Linked DNA regions of Homo sapiens: region 2 is linked to region 1. A link is a contact called in ENCODE Hi-C or POLR2A ChIA-PET data. All regions are on one chromosome and are shown on one strand. Each heading gives the region's core, a stretch centred on a gene start or an enhancer-like site at or near the end of the contact. The rest is flanking DNA. Distances are from core to core; before and after follow the strand shown. Region 1 has its middle 55 kb from the start of USP44. Region 2 overlaps NTN4 (netrin 4).

Region 1 (4,129 bases), core at 388-2,887:
TGTTTTTATTTTTTTGAGATAGGATCTTATTCTGTTGCCCAGGCTGAAGTGCAGTGGTGTGATCTTGGCTCACTGTAGCCTCGACCTCCTTGGCTCAAGAAATCCTCCCACTTCAGCCTCCCGAATAGCTGGGACCACGGGCTTGTGCCACCACACCTGGCTAGTTTTTATATTTTTTATAGAGACAGTGTTTTGTCATATTGCCCAGGCTAGTCTCAAATGCCTGAGCTCGAGTAATCTGCTTGCCTCAGCTTCCCAAAGGGCTGGGATTACAGGCGTGAGCCACTGTGCCCAGCAGTAGTTACTTAATAAAAGCTTGATGTCGATGCAGTTAATGGAATGTGCAACTCAAACTGACTTTAAAAATGAGGAAGTCTGCCAGGCGCAGTGGCTCACGCCTGTAATCCCAGCACTTTGGGAGGCCAAGGCGGGCAGATCACGAGGTCAGGAGTTTGAGACCAGCCTGACCAACATGGTGAAACCCCGTCTCTACTAAAAATGAAAAAATTAACTGGGCATGGTGGCAGGCACCTGTAATCCCAGCTACTCAGGAGGCTGAGACAGGAGAATCTCTTGAACCCGGGAGGCACATGTTACAGTGAGCCGAGATGGCACCACTGCACTCCAGCCTGGGTGACAGAACAAGACTCTGTCTCTAAAAAATAAATAAAATAAGAAGGATGTAGTTTCCAATACTGACCCAGATGCTGCTATAGAGAATAATGGACACAAAAGATCCTCCCAGACAACAGAATTGGGGGTGATCATGTGGGTCAACCAAGGAACTTACTCTCTGCCAGGACAGGGAATCTTTGCAGCTTCTGCTCATTAGGATTTTACAGTTGCTGAGGATGAGTGACAGCTGTATGTTTCCCATTCTTCCCTTGTCTGACCTGGAGTTTTACTTGTGGTTATCCTGTCTTTGTCACAGAAGTGGAGAGTGGATGTTTAGTAGATGAGTCACTTCTCCAAAAGGAACCACATCCAAACTCGATGGAGAGGTCTTGGACTCTGCGAGGTAACTGGGTAGGACTTTGGATTGGTTTCCTTGGGAAGGAGATGAATGTGTTCTTATGTCTCAGAAGGGTATGCATTGATTCTTGGGTGGCCAGAAAGGTGGTCTATAGAACCTGCTAATTGGCCTCTGATATCCGTTCTCTCAATCTCTCTCTCTCTCTCTTTTTTTTTTTTTTAATTTGAGACAGTCTTGCTGTGTTGCCTAGGCTGGAGTGCAGTGGTGTGATCGTGGCTCAGTGCAACCTCTGCCTCCTGGGTTCAAGGGATTCTCATGTCTCAGCCTCCCAACTAACTGGGACTACAGGCATGTGCCACCATGCCCGCCTAATTTTTGTATTTTTAGTAGAGAGGGGGCTCACCATGTTGGCCAGGCTGATCTTGAACTCCTGGCCTCAAGTGATCTGGCCTCAGCCTCCCAAGTGCTGGGATTACAGGTGTGAGCCACTGCGCCTGGCCCCAGCTAATTTTTTAATTTTTGTAGAGGTGGGGTTTTGCCATGTTACCCAGGCTGATCTGGAACTCCTCAAGCAATCCACCCACCTCGGTCTCCTAAAGTTCTGGGATTATGGTGTGAGCCACCATGCCCAGCCAAGTAAACATTTTCTTAGAGCCAGATAGGAAATATTTTGCCATGAAAGTCATAGGGTCTCTGTCCCAGTGACTCAATTCTGACCTTGTAGCTCCAAAGCAGCCATTGACAAGACTTCTACAATGGATGTGGCCGTATTCCAGTAAAATTTTATTTGCCAAAACCGGTGCCTGCTAACTATAGTTTGTTTATCTCTGTATCTCTGCTCTGGTGGAACAATAACATTCATGAACTCTGGTTCTCTGGATGCCCTGGAAAGAGAACTGCCCTACATTCCAGATCACCTACTAACTCAGATGTCTATGTGAAGGAAAAATAAGGCGTTTTGTTTTTGTTTTTTTTTGTTTGTTTTGTTTTTTGTTTTTGACAGGATCTCACACTGTTGTCCAGGCTGGAGTGCAGTGGCAGGATCATAGCCCACCGTAGCCTCAACCTCCCTTGGCTCAGGTGATCCTCCCACCTCAGCTTCCCAAGTAGGTGGGACTACAGGCATATGCCACCATGCCTGGCTGATTTTTTATTTTAAAAATTTTTTGTAGAGACAGTGTATCACCATGTTGCCCAGGCTGGTCTTGAACTCCTGGGCTCAAGCAGTCTTCCTTTCTCAGCCTCCTCAAGTGCTGGGATTACAGGCATGAGCCACTGTGCCCAGCCTGAGAAATAAGTTTTTAACTCTTATGTAAGTCACTGTTATTTTGGATTCTGTTAAGGTGTTCAAACCAATATCGTAATGCAACTGTATCTTCTGGTGAGAAGTATCTAAATATGGATGATCACAGTTCCCTGGGAGTGTTATTACTTTATTTTAGTCACTAATCTAGTTCTAGAAAAAAGAGTGATGATTGGGAAACTCATCTTTTCAAAATCCTGTAGCAAGTCTGACATGGTACTGATGTGGCACTATATCCCTTGATTCTGAAGATGCCAGTTGGAAGCAGCAACCAAAGATAACGTTTCTTTGCTTTTGTTGTTAACCTGAAGTCATTGTAAAGAAGTTGAATGACCTCTTGACATTTAGGAGATGTTAAATGACCTCAGAGCCAGTTTTTCACTAGTAAGGATATAATAAATAACTTGAATTTCACTAAATGCAAGTTAGTTGCAGGTTCCAACCTGCAATTCTGGTTAAACATAAATATCCTAAAGGCAGTATACTTGTAAAGAAAATTTCCATATATTGCATAACGTATTCACACTTTGCCCATCATTCAAGGCATTGCATGTGCTATTGTCAACTTCCCTAACCACCTTTTAAATTTATCATCAACATAAAATTAAGAAGAATAGTGAAATTCTTTTCATATTGATGACAGTCCACTATTTTCTACAGAGCAAGATAATCAAAACAAAATAATTGGTCATTTTGAAGAAGAAATTTACTGAATGAAGCAGTTGGAAAGAATGGATTACAGTTGTTTTTGAGAAAGTTTACATTAATTGTTCACATTAAAAATATATCTTCCAAGTATCTTCTCTGCTTTCCTTAGTCGTTTTAGCAAAGGCATCTGTGTTTATTTATTTACCTAATAAGTAGTTATTCTCTAAATTCTTACCTCTAAGTTCTCTAACTTATTCTTTAAGTTCTTGTCTCTAAGAACATTTATTTACCTAATTATTTATTCATTTACCTAATGTCATCTTTTGGTCCCATAATTTTAAATAAGTGCAAAGTGATGTTTATACTGCCAGTTTGGAGTTTTGCAGTAGCAGGTGTGATTGTCTTATAAAACTCTTTTGATATAGCCAATGTCATGTTCCTTATTCGTGTGTTATTTTCGAAATGTATTCAAGGCAGCACCCCCGAGACAGCTGTGACAATAATGCCCCCCCCCCCATGACAACAGAGGAACTGTGCCAAAGCTCAGCAAAACAAAATTTACTTGGCAGGGGAGAGAGTTTAGAGGCTTTTCACAGCTCTTTGGAAATGCTAATAAGGTCTCAACCTTGAACCATGTTTGCTTTTTATCTGGGAAACCCTTTCCAGTTACAATAGCATTGATATACTAAGAGATTCCAAGTTAGGAGTTTATACAGTAGGTTTATGAGACAGGTAATCCAAAAGTCAGGTGCTCCCTCTTCGCTTGGAAGAACAGTGCATTTTGGGACATTTTAAAGCACATTGTCAACTTCTTTGGCCTTTTTTTTTTTTTTTTTTTTTTTTTTTTGAGTTGGAGTCTTTACTCTGTCGCCCAGGCTGGAGCGCAATGGCGCGATCTCGGCTCACTACTACAACCTCTGCTTCCTGGATTCAAGTGATTCTCCTGCCTCAACTTCCTGAGTAGCTGGGATTACAGGTGCGTGCCACCATGCCCAGCTAATTTTTATATTTTTAGTAGAGATGGGGTTCTACCGTGTTGGTCAGGCTGGCCTCGAACTCCTGACCTCGTGATCCACCCACCTCGGCCTCTCAAAGTGCTGGGATTACAAACGTGAGCCACCGCATCTGGCCGGCTCCTTTAACCACTACTTATAACAGGCTCACAGCCTCAAGGTTGGCAGGCTTTACCGCCAGGCGTAATGTTG
Region 2 (3,927 bases), core at 931-3,430, 58 kb after region 1:
CATGATTCAACATGAAGCACACCATGATCTCTATAATGGACTCTAGCCAAAATGTTTGTCTTGAATCAATCAAGCCTTTCTTTAGAGATTACAGAAGATAGAAGAGATAGAGGAATAAGCTAAACACCACCATAAATGAACCAACCACACAAATGTTGATGGTCAGATAATGGATAGGGCATCTGACCTGGTTTCCTCAACAAGTCATAAAAAAGGAACTGTGCTAGAATAAAAAAAGAGTTGAAGGACTGAAAAACTAGATATAACGTGTGATCCTGGATTGAATACTGGCAAGGACACATCAGCTGTAGAGGACATTTTGGGATCAGTTGGGAAATAGAAATATGACCTGAGTATTAGATAACATGAAAATCAACTGAAATTGAAGGTAAAGCTTATTAACAGAATAATGCAGGTTACAGAATGGAGCATATACTATGATATCGTTTTGGTTAAAAAATATAATACATACACACAGAGGAAGATTGGAAAGGATTTGCCTAAGCTATTAACAGAGATGATCTCTGGGGGATAGAAATGTGAAATTTAAAAATTTCCCCTAAACGTCTCCCCTCCCCTCCCCTTCCCTCCCCTCTCCTTCTGTTCTTCCTTTTTCTTTCTTTTTTTTTTTTTTTGACAGGGTCTCACTCTGTCACCCAGGCTGACGTGCAGTGGCACCATCTGAACTCTGTAGCCTCCACCTCCCTAGGCTCAGGTAATCCTCCCACCTCTGCCTTCTGAGTAGCTGGGACAACAGGCTCATGCCACTAAACCTGGCTAATTTTTGTATTTTCTGTTAGAGATGGGGTTTCACCATGTTGCCCAGGCTGCCCTCGAACTCCTAGGCTCAAGCAATCCACCCACCTCAACCTCCCAAAGTGCTGGGATTACAGGTGTGAACCACTGCACCCTGCTAAAAGATTATTAAAAGAAACTCATCCTAAACTTCAAAAAAGCTATTATGGTGTTTTCAGAAAAAGAGAAAAAGGAAAATAATGACACAGAGAGGTTTCAAACACTGGAGAGTACAATGTAAAATGAATGAAAAGGCATTTAAATTATAAAAGGCAACCTTAACTTCTGCATGAAAAAGAATCTCAATATTTAATTAACAGACTAGTTAAAAATATAATAGCCTTAAATTGTTTGTATAATGTCTAAAATAATAAACTCCTCATTTAAAAATACAATAATCAATTTTTAAGAAACTTCAAGGTTAGGGCTGGATGCAGTGGCTCTCGCCTGTAATCCCAGTGCTTTGGGAGGCCGAGGTGGGAGGACTGCTTGAGGCCAGGAGTTTGAGACCAGTTTGAGACCATAGCAAGACCCTGTCTACAAAAACACAAACAAACAAAAATTAGCTGGGTTTGGTGGCATGTCTATAGTCCTAGCTACTCAAGAGGCTGAGGCGGGAGGATTGCTTGAGCCTGGGAGGTCGAGGCTGCAGTGAGCAGTGATAGTACCACCACTCTAGCCTGGGCAACAGAGCAGAGAACCCTGTCTTTAAAAAAAGAAAAAAAAAGAAAGAAATCAATCTCAGGGTTAAGTCTAGTATTTTTACATGAATTTACTTTGAAACTACAAATAGAATAAACAGGAATTTACCATTAAAGTATAAATATAAGTTAAATTGATAAAAACAATACTGAATAAAACCATAAATTATGAAGCAGCATCACACCAAAAACAAATATGCAAAACAATGTTCTTTTATACCTCTTATTAGCATTTATATTTTATTTTCCTATCTCTAGGGTTTTGACATCTACTTTGCTACACGTCTGAGAACACGAAGTTTATTTTGTATCCATAGAAAAAGAAGATACAATACTTTAGTGCTAGTTTTGGTGTTCTAAAATATATGACTGATGAATGAGTAAATGTATGCATGAATTAAGAATGAATGAATATGCAGGGATACCCAATAGGATTGTTTCTTTTCCAAAGTAGCCAAGGAAGCAGGTTGGCGTGTAAGGTTTCAGTTTTCTTATCAGCTTTCTTTGGCCTTGGCTGTTGAACTTGTAAAAATGGAAAAACAAAGTAAAATGAAAGAGTGTCTGGTTTTGCTTTGGCAAGTTCCAGTCTTTTCTTCAAAGCAAGTAAACATGTTTTCAAGAATTCTTTAAATAATTGCGCTTATGTTTTCAATTGTGATGAACTCAGTTGATTCTTTGACTTGGCTTGGCAGAAACCTGATTAGGAAGTATAGTTCACTTCCTGGAGGGTGGCTCACATGGTCAAAGCTTTTGTTTTTAATGTCTCACTAAACTGGGCAGACTTTTTTTTTCTTTTGCCAAGACAGTAGGAAAGCTCTTATAAGAGATGCCTCTAAGCACAAATCACTGGGAAATAGAACTTACATGAATTATTTTTAGTGTCCTGTATTCAAAGCTCAGGATTCTTATTACTTCAATTTGTTCTTTGGAATTTTATTTATGTATTTTTAATTTCTTTTGAGATAGGGTCTTGCTCTGTTTGCCCAGGCTGGAGTGCAGTGGCTCAATCATGGCTCACTGCAGTTTTGACCTCCCCGGCTCAAGTGATCCTCCTACCTCAGCCTTCCAAGTAGTTGGGACTACAGGAATTTGCCACCACACCCAGCTAATTATTTAAAAAATTTTTTGTGGATACTGGGTCTCACTATGTTGTCCAAACTGGTCTTGAACTCCTGGGCTCAAGCTATCCTCCCACCTTGGCCTCCTAAAGTACTGAGATTACAGGCGTGAACCACCATGCCCAGTCTATTTATTTATTTATATAATTTAAAACATTATTTTTCACAGTTTCCTTATTAAAATCTAAATTAATTTAAATATATTATTGAAAGGGTAGAAAAGGATGTGAGAGATTGGTCAACACTTGGCCAAAATCAAAAGTTCTGTATCAATGTTGAGTTTGTTTAGACTGAGGGGATATTTTATTGTTAGTTTATGCTCTCTTTCTCTTTCTCTCTCAGTTATCTGCTTCTCTCAAATTTATTAATCAATCAAAGACCGCAAAAGACTTTGTTTTTTTGAGATGGAGTCTTGCTCTGTCACCCAGGCTGGAGTACAGTGGTGCGATCTCAGCTCACTGCAACCTCTGCCTCCTGGGTTCAAGTGATTCTCCTGCCTCAGCCTCCTGGGTAGCTGGGACTACAGGCACATACCACCATACTGGGCTAATTTTTGTATTTTTAGTAGAGATGGGGTTTCACTGTGTTGGCCAGGTTGGGCACAAAAGACTTCTTATTAATGTAACAATGAGTTTATATGGGGAAGGAATAAACTCATATAAACAATGAGTTTATATGGGGAAGAACATAAATAATGCACCTGTTTCATCAGTGCCGCTAAGACACAGATGACAATCACACAAGCAGGGAGATGCAGAGGATTTTTTGAATTATGATTTGTTTTATTAGAACCTGCTAAGTATTATGTTACCATTATCTGGGTACTAATGGTAGGTATTGAAGATACTATGATCAAAAGCCTAAATCCCATCCTCAAATTTGATGAGGGAGACAGAGAAATAAGCAGCTTATAACCCAGGATAACCATGCGCTTGGGGCAAGAACCCCTGTGCTTATTTATTTGTCTTCACTTCTGCTATAACATTTAAAGGTGCAAATCAAATTTCTCTCCATTTCAAGTTGCTCTAAAATCCTACAGTTTTTGTTTTGTTTATTTCTGCTGTTTCTAATTTGAAACCAGAAATATCATTTCATGAAAAACAAGATGATGAGAACTTGAGAACTGTTTTCTCTCCAAGAGAAACAGATGCTTTTCAAGCAATAGTCGAAATGAATTCAATATTATTTCCACAGATGGAATTTTGCATTTGAACTTCCTTTGGGAACAGGTTCTACTGTAATAGGACCTAGCTTTCAGATAAAGAGTAAGTGGCAGATAAATTCATGAAAGTGCTTTCTATGCAACTGGCACC

What was found. A loop is a pair of places that touch in the nucleus more often than their neighbours do. ChIA-PET counts read pairs that join two places held with the same protein, here RNA polymerase II (POLR2A). Pooled maps may share reads with other maps.
Region 2: a map of endothelial cell of umbilical vein shows a loop between it and region 1 (5-fold over the local background). The contact joins two enhancer-like sites. A Hi-C loop is called at or near these places in 1 of 168 maps with a recorded cell type or tissue (endothelial cell of umbilical vein) and 1 of 50 pooled maps. POLR2A ChIA-PET finds 5 or more read pairs at or near these places in 2 of 52 experiments (Panc1 and activated T-cell).

Annotation. Positions count from the first base shown.
Region 1 is chr12:95,604,339-95,608,467 of GRCh38, forward strand. No RefSeq gene overlaps it. Among named protein-coding and RNA genes, the nearest start is that of USP44, 55 kb to the left of the region's middle. Within about 2 kb of position 1,638, at least 4 of the 41 ENCODE cell types and tissues checked have a DNase peak (open chromatin) inside an H3K27ac peak, as active enhancers do; they include endothelial cell of umbilical vein, where a contact is called at or near this core.
Region 2 is chr12:95,661,616-95,665,542 of GRCh38, forward strand. All of the region lies in intron 9 of NTN4 (netrin 4), which reads right to left. It also overlaps the pseudogene PGAM1P5. Among named protein-coding and RNA genes, the nearest start is that of USP44, 110 kb to the left of the region's middle. Within about 2 kb of position 2,181, at least 2 of the 41 ENCODE cell types and tissues checked have a DNase peak (open chromatin) inside an H3K27ac peak, as active enhancers do; they include endothelial cell of umbilical vein, where a contact is called at or near this core.